Linked DNA regions of Homo sapiens: region 1 is linked to region 2. Evidence: chromatin contacts called from ENCODE Hi-C or POLR2A ChIA-PET data. All regions are on one chromosome and are shown on one strand. Each heading gives the region's core, a stretch centred on a gene start or an enhancer-like site at or near the end of the contact. The rest is flanking DNA. Distances are from core to core; before and after follow the strand shown.

Region 1 (4,592 bases), core at 963-3,462, 950 kb before region 2:
TTTTCAGAATATTTATAACTGGCCCCCTCTTTATCCTTCTCAGCTCCTTTCCCCACCTCACTCTGCCTTCTTAGCATAATTTTTATTTTCTTTTGGCCTGCCTTGTTTTACATCTGGATTCCTGGATGATTTATTTTGTCTGTTTCTTGAATTCTGATCCTCTCCCATTTCTTAAGAGTTTTTTGGGATTTTTTTTTTTTCCCTTTCAGCTTCAGTTCTTTTCCCTAAAGCTTTCCTTGGGTCACACAGCTTTTATTCTTGTTCATCTGTTTAAGCAGAGCTGGCAAGGAGGAGGCCACAGCCGGCAGGCAGAGCCACGGCGGCAGAAGAGGTCTTGGGCGCCTGAAGATTCTCCTCCCAGCCCTGGTGTCCTTCTGGGGAGGGGGATGGGGACAGTGCTGCTCTCCCTGTTAGGGTTGATGTTGTCTGCCAGGCCTGGGCTGAGGGTTGGGGCAGATGGTGTCTCCTCCACAGTGTGTGGGCCTGGGACTTCATGGCTCGGGGAGGCAATGGAATCCACCCTTCGGGCTGTGGGTTGGAGGATTAACCAGGTTAGACCAGGAAAGGCTGGAGCTCCATGGAGTTGCACCCACTGGGAATGTATTCCTTACAAAACTCGGTGCTGTGTTTGAAGACTTTGCAGCATAGGGACTGCCTCCTGGGACCCGAGTCTGGGTTTCCTTCAATTCTGACTCAGTGGCTGAAGTTGACCTGGGCATCCAGAGGTGTCTGCTGGGGAGACAGAGGCAGTTTTCCAGTGGAAAGTCCTTTTTTCCCACTATCACAGCCCTTGGCCAGTGGTCATTTTGAGGGTGCAGGGGGAATGCTAGAAGAGGCTGGTAATTGTGGGGTGTATTAAAGACTCTTGGCCGCTGGGCAAACCCCACCTGTGGGAGGCTCTGAGGGTCAGCCCTGGTACTGATGAGGCAGGTGGCACTTCTTGATGGGCATAGTGGCAGAGAAATCCTAGAAATTGCAACCACACCCCTCCCTGTCTGGAGTGGTGGGGTGGGGTGGGAGCATCCTGGGCCCTGCTCCCCAGCTGTCCAAGGCAAATCGACTGGAGTCCATCTGGCTGTCCCCACCGGTCCAGGCATGCTTCCCATCCTGGGGCGTCAGTCCTCAGTGGGTGCGGCTGAGGGGCCGGTGGATCAGTGCTCTGCCTGGGCACACCCGGAGCTGAGCGGCATCCTGGGGTGAGGGGGCTCAAGAGCTCCAGGTAGACACCCACTGGACTGCCTTATCTTTTCTAGGCTCTGTGCTGATGGTGGCCACCTGCTTCTCTGGCAAGTGTGGTTGAGGGCTGTTTCCATAGGCACACCTTGCTCTCTTTCTGGGTCCCATCTGTCCTTCATCATCTTCATCAATGCACAGTGTTCCCTGTCACTTGAGGGAAGTGCTGTTGGTTATATAAAGGCTTGAGACAACTCTTTGCTTACATTTTGTATTTTGTTTATATTTTCTAAGCCTTTAGCTCTGGAGTCCAACTCTCGGGGTCCAGCATCCTTTAAGACCCGAAAAGCATAAACTTCAGGAGGCCAAAGGCCCTTACTCCTAGGCCCTGTGGACTTGGTTTATCTCTGATTCCAGGCAGTGCCTCCTGCTTTATATAGAGGGCTATAATCAACAGGAGGAATGACTAGGGGATGGGTGATGAATGTTCTTCCAAGTTGCTCCCCTTGACTGTGGCAGGAGAGCTGGGGGCAAAGACCCAGCCTCTTTGACATAGGAATTCAAGTGGGGATTAGGATCCCAGCAGCCTCCTGCTCCTTCCTGCCTGGGCCGCCTCACTCCTAGCTGGGCCCCAAGTGCAGCCTCCTTAAATCTGTCCGTGTCAGTGCCTCCTCATTCCTGCCACCTCGCTCTGCCTTCCCTCTTCCCACGCACCAGCACCACGTTGTATAAATATTTACACCCCCGGGGCTGGCAGGAATCTTTCTCCAGCTGCTTCCCTGGTCTCTGGGAGAGCTTGTTTCCTCACCCAGCAGCTGCAGCAGATCTGGTTGCCTTTGGTCAGACAAGAGCAGGCCCTGGTTTGGGGGCCCACAGTACCCCGGGGTGGAGGGTGCAGTTGGTGGGAGAAACTCAGCACTAAAGAAGTCACAGGGCTGTGGCAAAGACCCGTCCTCTCTCACTCCCCCGCCGGCTGTCCACATGGCAACCCTCCAAGAGCTGTCTGATCTCTGCTCTGGCTGGGGAGGTTCCTGTTTCTCAAAAGAACAGCTCTCAGGGTGGAGTTGGCCATACCAGGGCCTTGCTAGGGAGTAGTGGAGGATAATTCCAAAGCAAACTCACTGATGCTAGGACAAAATAGTACCTTGGTTTACCTGTGAACACTTTACAGCTTACTAGTAAGTGTGAATCCCTTGATTTGCCCTGAAGATGACCCCACAGTTTAGAGCAAGACCCCCCTGGATTATCTGCAAACCAGGCCTCTCCCCAGCATCTGCCCCAGGCCACCCTCCCTCCCACCAGTCCCTGCCAGTCTTCCCGCCTCAGGGGTAGAGAGAGGAGAGGACAGACGCTCCTTCTCCCACCTTCCTTGGTGACCCAGCCAAGGAAGAAAACTGGCACTTGGGTTCCCATGGGCTGGGCACTGTGCACGGTACTTCCCCATGTTCTCATGTAGTTATTCAAGTCTCGGGCACAGCAGATTTCTTAGCTTCCTCATGCATGTCTCCTCTTTCTGCCAGCAAACAGCAGCAGCCAGGCAGCAGCAAGCCCCCAGATACAGAGCCCAGGCTTTCTCTAGTCCTGAGTTCAGCCAGGAACCTCTGAGAGCCAGCCAAGGACTGGACATCAATACTGGACTTCAATCTCAGCCACTTGCAGTAGGTGCGGGTCACCTGCTGCCACCTCCTGCTCCTGTGCCTCAGTTTCCCCTTACATCTGTGGGAGGTCATTAACCTGTGCTTTGTAAAGTATTTCAAATTTAGCAAAAAACAAGTTTGAAAAAAGCAACATCATTTCTTTTTTTTTTTTTTTTTTTTTTTGATGGAGTCTTACTCTGTCGCCCAGGCTGGAGTGCAGTGGCGCTATCTCGGCTCACTGCAACCTCTGCCTCCCAAGTAGCTGGGATTACAGGTGCCTGCCACCACGACTGGCCAATTTTTTGTATTTTTAATAGAGATAGGGTTTCACCACTTTGACCAGACTGGTCTTGAACTCCTGACCTCATGAGTCACCTGCCTCAGCCTCCCAAAGTGCTGGGATTACAGGCGTGAGCCACCACGCCAGGCCAAAAAAGCAACATCATTTCAAATCCTTTTTCTAGTTATAGGGGTTTGGGTGGCAGAAGAGATTGTTCAGGTATCAGGGACTAAGGAGAATGTGTGTTCAGTGCTTTGGGGAAGCTGGGGAGGAGGTAAACACGGTTTAAAAGGCCTGAATTTTATATCCAACAACCCCTAAAATTCAAGTAGTAGAGCCATTGGAGGTATGTGTGTGTGGGATTGGGTAGGGGTTCTCATGGGGGCCAGGGACAAATACCCCAGTTTCCCTCCACTCACACTTGTGCCGGAAAGAAAGCAAGCAGATTCTCTCTCTCTCTCTCTCTCTCTCTCTCTCTCGATAACGTACATGGAGAAAGGTAGGAAACTGCAATTTGAAAGTCGTGCATTTGTGAGACACTCCTGCTGCCTGCCTGTCTCTCCAGCCCCGCAACGTAAAACAAAACCCAAATAAAAGCCTGAACCCGGCAGATATTAATGCTACAGAGCCAGGGTTGGTGTGCAGGCACCCACCCCCTTCTTCCCCCTTCTGTTTCTATAAGTGGCTGAAATAAATTTAGCGAAACAACCCCACCCATCTGAGGGCCTAAGATTTCAGAGCAATGGGATTCTCTATCCTGAAAACCCCTGTTTTTCAGAGCTGAAAGCTTTTTGTTTAAATTCCTTTTGGGAATGGAATGCTCTTGATCTGAAATAATTATTATACTGCGGTCATCTATTCCTCATAGATAAATGCTTTGACACAGGATAGCTTGCAGAAAAGCTGATCTACAAATGCTCTGCAGCTTAAGATTGTCAACTCTATGGGGCCAATGCCTAGTTGGATCTGTTGGGGTATTTATTGTAAGATTATTCTTCTAATGTCGTGCATATTCAGCCAAGTCCCTCTGTTGTCTGTCATACAGAACCCTGATTGTGGCTGGCTAAGTTAGCGAAGTAGAGAAGTACTAAATCTTCATTTTTTTTCCACGAATACTTATTGAGGGCCTACTCTCTGCTAGGCACTAAGCCAGGCACTGGGAGTTGAGCTGAGAGCAGAGAGAGCCTGCTTTGATGGAGCATACATCCTAGTGGGAAGGGAATGTTAAAAAGTTAAATGACTACAAAAAAACTGGCAACGAATGTTGTATTTTAAAATGAAAGACTGAATGCTTTCCCCCTAAAATCAGGAACAAGGTCAGGGCATCTACTCTTACCATGCCTATTCAACACTGTATTGCAAATCCTGGATAAAGCAATAAGGCAAGAAAATGAAATACAATGCATACGTTAGGAAAGGAAGAAATTAAATTATTCCTATGTATAGACAATATGTGCTTGTCTGCATTAAAAACAAAAACACACCTGGTACAGGGGCTCATG
Region 2 (4,495 bases), core at 1,210-3,709:
CTTGTGGGGCACATCTGAACCTCACTGCAGCCTGAAGAAGACAGGATCCACCTTTGCAGACATGGAGACCCATGAGCAAAAAAATAAATGTTTGCTGCTGTTGTCAGCAGCTAAAATCAACTAATAAATATCTATGTCTTACACTTAACTGTTTCATGTACTTCTGTTACATGGCTCGTGCTTATAGGCATTTGAGTTTACAACCCCTGCCTTATTATTTCCTGTGATCATGTAGGCCACAGCTAATCCTGCCAATTATAAAAAGAACTATAATAGGCCGGGTGCGGTGGCTCAAGCCTATAATCCCAGCACTTTGGGAGGCCAAGGTGGGCGAATCACGAGGTCAGGAGATCCAGACCATCCTGGCTACTAACACAGTGAAACCCCGTCTCTACTAAAAATACAAAAAAAAAAAAATTAGCCAAGCGTGGTGGCGGGCACCTGTAATCCCAGCTGCTGGGGAGGCTGAGGCAGGAGAATGGCATGAACCCGGGAGGCGGAGCTTACATTGAGCCGAGATCGCACCACTGCACTCCAGCCTGTGCAACAGAGCAAGACTCTGTCTCAAAAAAAAAAGAACTATAATAGTAATTGTTCCAAGAAAAAACTAAGATGCTGGCCAGGCGCGGTGGTTCATGCCTGTAATCCCAGCACTTTGGGAGGCCAAGGCAGGTGGATCATGAGGTCAGGAGATCGAGACCATCCTGGCTAACATGGTGAAACCCCATCTCTACTAAAAATACAAAAACTTTGCCAGGCATAATAACTATGCAGATATTACATCTCTCTGTGTTGAACTGAGTTCTCTGGTCCTGTACTCTAGATTATATTACAGTATGAAAATAATAGTTTTTTAAGATACAGGATCTCACCCCAGGCTGAAGTGCAGTGGCACAAGCATAGCCCACTGCAGGTTTGAACTCCTGGCTCAAGTGATCCTCCTGCCTCAGTCTCCTAAGTAGCTGGGACTATAGGCATGCACCACCACACCTAATTTTTTTTTTTTTTACTTTTTGTAGAGCTAGGGTCTTGCTATGTTACTCAGGCTGGTCTCAAACTCCTGGCCTCAAGCGATCCTTCTGCTTCAGCCTCCCAAAGTGCTGGGATTACAGGCATGAGCCACCACACCTAGCTGAAAATACCTTTTTTGATGATATCTCTGAATACTTTTTTTTTTTTTTGAGACGGAGCCTTACTCTGTTGCCCAGGCTGGAGTGCAGTAGTGCAATCTCAGCTCACTGCAACTTCTGCCTCCTGGATTCAAATGATTCTCATGCCTCAGCCTCCCAAGTAGCTGGCACAACAGGCGCATGCCACCACACCCAGCTAATTTTTGTATTTTTGGTAAAGATGGGGTTTTACCATGTTGGGCAGGCTGGTCTCAAACTCCTGGCCTCAAGTGATCTGCCCATCTCGGCCTCCCAAAGTGCTGGGATTACAGGCGTGAGCCACTGCACCTCACCTGTATCTTTAAATATAACTTTAATTTTACCTATTCACAATAGCATCTATCTTATGCATTCTCAGCATGGGTAATATTAACCCCAAGGGTAAAAGTTGTTTTGGAGGAAGGGGAAGATTTTACTCTTTTATGTATAAAGCACAGATATTTATACAGTACAAAAACAGATATACAGTATATGTGTGGTAGAAAAACTTCATTGGAGGGTGTGGTTAAGAAAAAATTGTTAAAAAGGCTTCTTAGGAGACAATAATGAAAAAATGAATGAGGAACACTGATCTATATTATCTCATATGAGAAGGCTACCGAACTGATTTGATCTCCACATAATACAAACTTTAAGGTGTTTGCTGTTCTCAGGGAATGGAACAATGCCCTGTAGTTCACTTCCTTCAGCAGGTCCGCAGAGTTGGTGTCTCTGATTTCTCCTCTGCTGCTTCTGCTTTAAGAATGAATAGCACTTCTCTACTTCCACTTTTCATGTTGGTGTTGTAACTGAATATGTAAGCATACACAGATTCAGTGACATTCACGTAAGTCAAAACTGATGATAAATAACCTAGGAAATTTTTAAGTTAAAGTCAGGAAAGAGAAACTATAAAAATGACAGCAAAATATTTCCAGATTGATTCTTACTCTCTCAATCTCCAGATCCACTCTAAGTTCATTCAATCAGTTGCCTTACCCCACCCACCCACCAGATCTATCTGACATCTATCTAGGACACTAGGCTTGACCTTTTAACCAGAAACAAAGACTGTGCAATGCAGTTAATTAGGCACCTTCACTGACACCTGTATTTTATTAGTTCTCTACTGCTTCATAACAAATTACCACAAACTTGGCAGCTTGAACAGCATCCATTTATTATGTCACTGCAAGTCAGTTTTGACTTATGTGAATGTCACTGAATCTGGGTATACTTATATATTCAGTTACAACACCAAGATGAAAAGTGGAAGTAGAGAAGTGCTATTCATTCCTAAAGCAGAAGCAGCAGAGGATAAATCAGAGACAATCAGGTCAGAAGTCCAGATAGGGTTGGCTAGGTTCTCTGCTTAAGGTCTTACAAGGTTGAAATCAAGATCTCAGCTGAGCTGGACTCTTATCTGGAGGTTGGGAGTAAGAATCAACTTCCAAGTTCATTCAAGCTGTTGGCAAAAATCTATTTCTCTGCAGCTCTAGGTCTGAGGTTCCTTTCTTGCTCTTATCTCAGGGCCACTCACTGCTTCTAGAGGCTGCCTACATTCCTTTAATCATGGCCCCTCCACCTTCAAGGCAGCAATGGCATCCTGAGTCCTTCTTGGGTTTTAAGCTTTTCTTCCTTCCCCTTTTTAACAGCCAGAGAAAGCTCACTACTTCTAAGGGCTCATATGATTAGATCCAAATAATCTCCCCATCTTAAAGTCAACTATACCATATAACATATAATAATCATGGGAGTGACATCTCATCATATTCAAAGGTTCCAGGGATTAGGGCAGAACATCTTTGAGAGGCCATTTAAGAAATTCTGCCTACTACAACATTTCTGAGAACAGAATGGTCATAAAGTTTTTTTTTTAATTATACACATACACACATGCATGCGTACATATGTTTACACACATGCATATATCAGTGGTAGGCGGCCTCTAAGACTCAATGATGCTCACCTTTGTTATCCATGCCTTTCTGTAGTCTCCTCCCACATTGTATCAGGTTTGTCTGTGACTAATAGAATACTGCAGAAATGATGGTATGTAACTTCCAAGGCTTTGTCTTAAAAAGAAATTGTCATTTCTACCCTGTACTCTTGGATCACATACTCTGCAGAAAGTCAGCTGTTGTGTCATGAAGACACTCAAGCAGTCCTATGGAAAGGTTCACATCGCAAAGAACTGCCAACAGCCAGGACCAACTTCCCAGCCATATAAGCCATGTAAGGAAGACTTCTTGGAAGCTCAACCCCACATGGAGTCGGGGATCCCCACCAACCTTGGATCCCCGAGTTCCCTGGTGCCAGCTGTTATAGTCCCACCAAGGGAGGCCAGGTTTTTTCGCGTAGCTCTAGGATAGAAGCCATATCCATGGAGTTTAGGAGCAGTCAGACTGCAGGCCCTGCCTCTGCTGTTCCTTGCCAGGCAAGGCCACTGGCCTGGGCCCCCAGCACGCCCACTCCACCACCAACTGAGCACTCTGGTCAGTCGGTCACGGCTCTGGCTCTGTATTTCACTGGGTCAGAGCTCCCGGAGGTAACTGACAGGCCCACTGCAACTGCCTCTGTCAGGTCCTTGCTCCTGCTGCTCTCAGGCTGGGGAGGGAGTGAAGAGCCTGAGAGTAAGTAGACCTCCAGCAGGATGCAGCTGCCTTGAGAGTAAGTAGACCTCCAGCAGGATGCAGCTGCCTTCAGGAAAGGTGGCCAGACTCTTTGCTCTCAGAGGCCCAGCCCCTGCTGCTCCTTACAGGGCAGGGCCTCCTGACTTGGGCCGCCAGCACAGGCACCCCTACCCCCACATAATCACTTCAGTGAGTAGCAGCTCTGTTTCTCTAGGGTGGAGCTTCCAAAGGCAACTGACAGGCCCTCTGCCACTGCAGCTGCTGCAGTACCCATCCTTGCTACTTCTAGGCTAGGGAGGGAACAAAGGTGCTTTCAAGCACCTCCATCAGCAGAGAGGAGTACCCAACCTGCTCCCCATTCCCTCTTCCCAGGTACACCCCCCATCACCATCACTCCCAAAGGCAACTGAACAGGTCCTCTGCCGTGGCCACCCCTGCTGCCCCCAGGCTGGGGAGAGAAACTCCAGTGCCAGCAGCTACCCTTCAGAGAGGTGGCCAGAATGCTTTCCACATGACCCCCTTCCTCCACTGCCCACTCCCCAACCAGGACTGCTGCCTTCTGGCTTCTACTGCACATAGCCGACCCCTACATGAGCATTTCAGTCATGGCCCAAAGCCCTGTCGAAAACCTTACCCCCATAGACCTGTGATCTTCCCTAGGGCTCCCACCGCCTAAGTGCCCTGCCTGAGAGTTTAGCCCCTCACCCAGATATC

Evidence for each region. A loop is a pair of places that touch in the nucleus more often than their neighbours do. ChIA-PET counts read pairs that join two places held with the same protein, here RNA polymerase II (POLR2A). Pooled maps may share reads with other maps.
Region 1: a loop to region 2 is called in a pooled map, with 2.1 times the contacts of the local background. The contact joins two enhancer-like sites. A Hi-C loop is called at or near these places in 1 of 50 pooled maps. POLR2A ChIA-PET finds 5 or more read pairs at or near these places in 4 of 52 experiments (A549, HepG2, Panc1 and 1 more).

What each region holds. Positions count from the first base shown.
Region 1 is chr14:68,804,756-68,809,347 of GRCh38, reverse strand. No RefSeq gene overlaps it. Among named protein-coding and RNA genes, the nearest start is that of ZFP36L1, 14 kb to the right of the region's middle. RefSeq lists an enhancer at 2,153-2,202. Within about 2 kb of position 2,212, at least 28 of the 41 ENCODE cell types and tissues checked have a DNase peak (open chromatin) inside an H3K27ac peak, as active enhancers do.
Region 2 is chr14:67,851,320-67,855,814 of GRCh38, reverse strand. The region is part of intron 4 of RAD51B (RAD51 paralog B); the gene reads right to left. Among named protein-coding and RNA genes, the nearest start is that of RAD51B, 34 kb to the right of the region's middle. RefSeq lists an enhancer at 2,571-2,640. Within about 2 kb of position 2,459, at least 3 of the 41 ENCODE cell types and tissues checked have a DNase peak (open chromatin) inside an H3K27ac peak, as active enhancers do.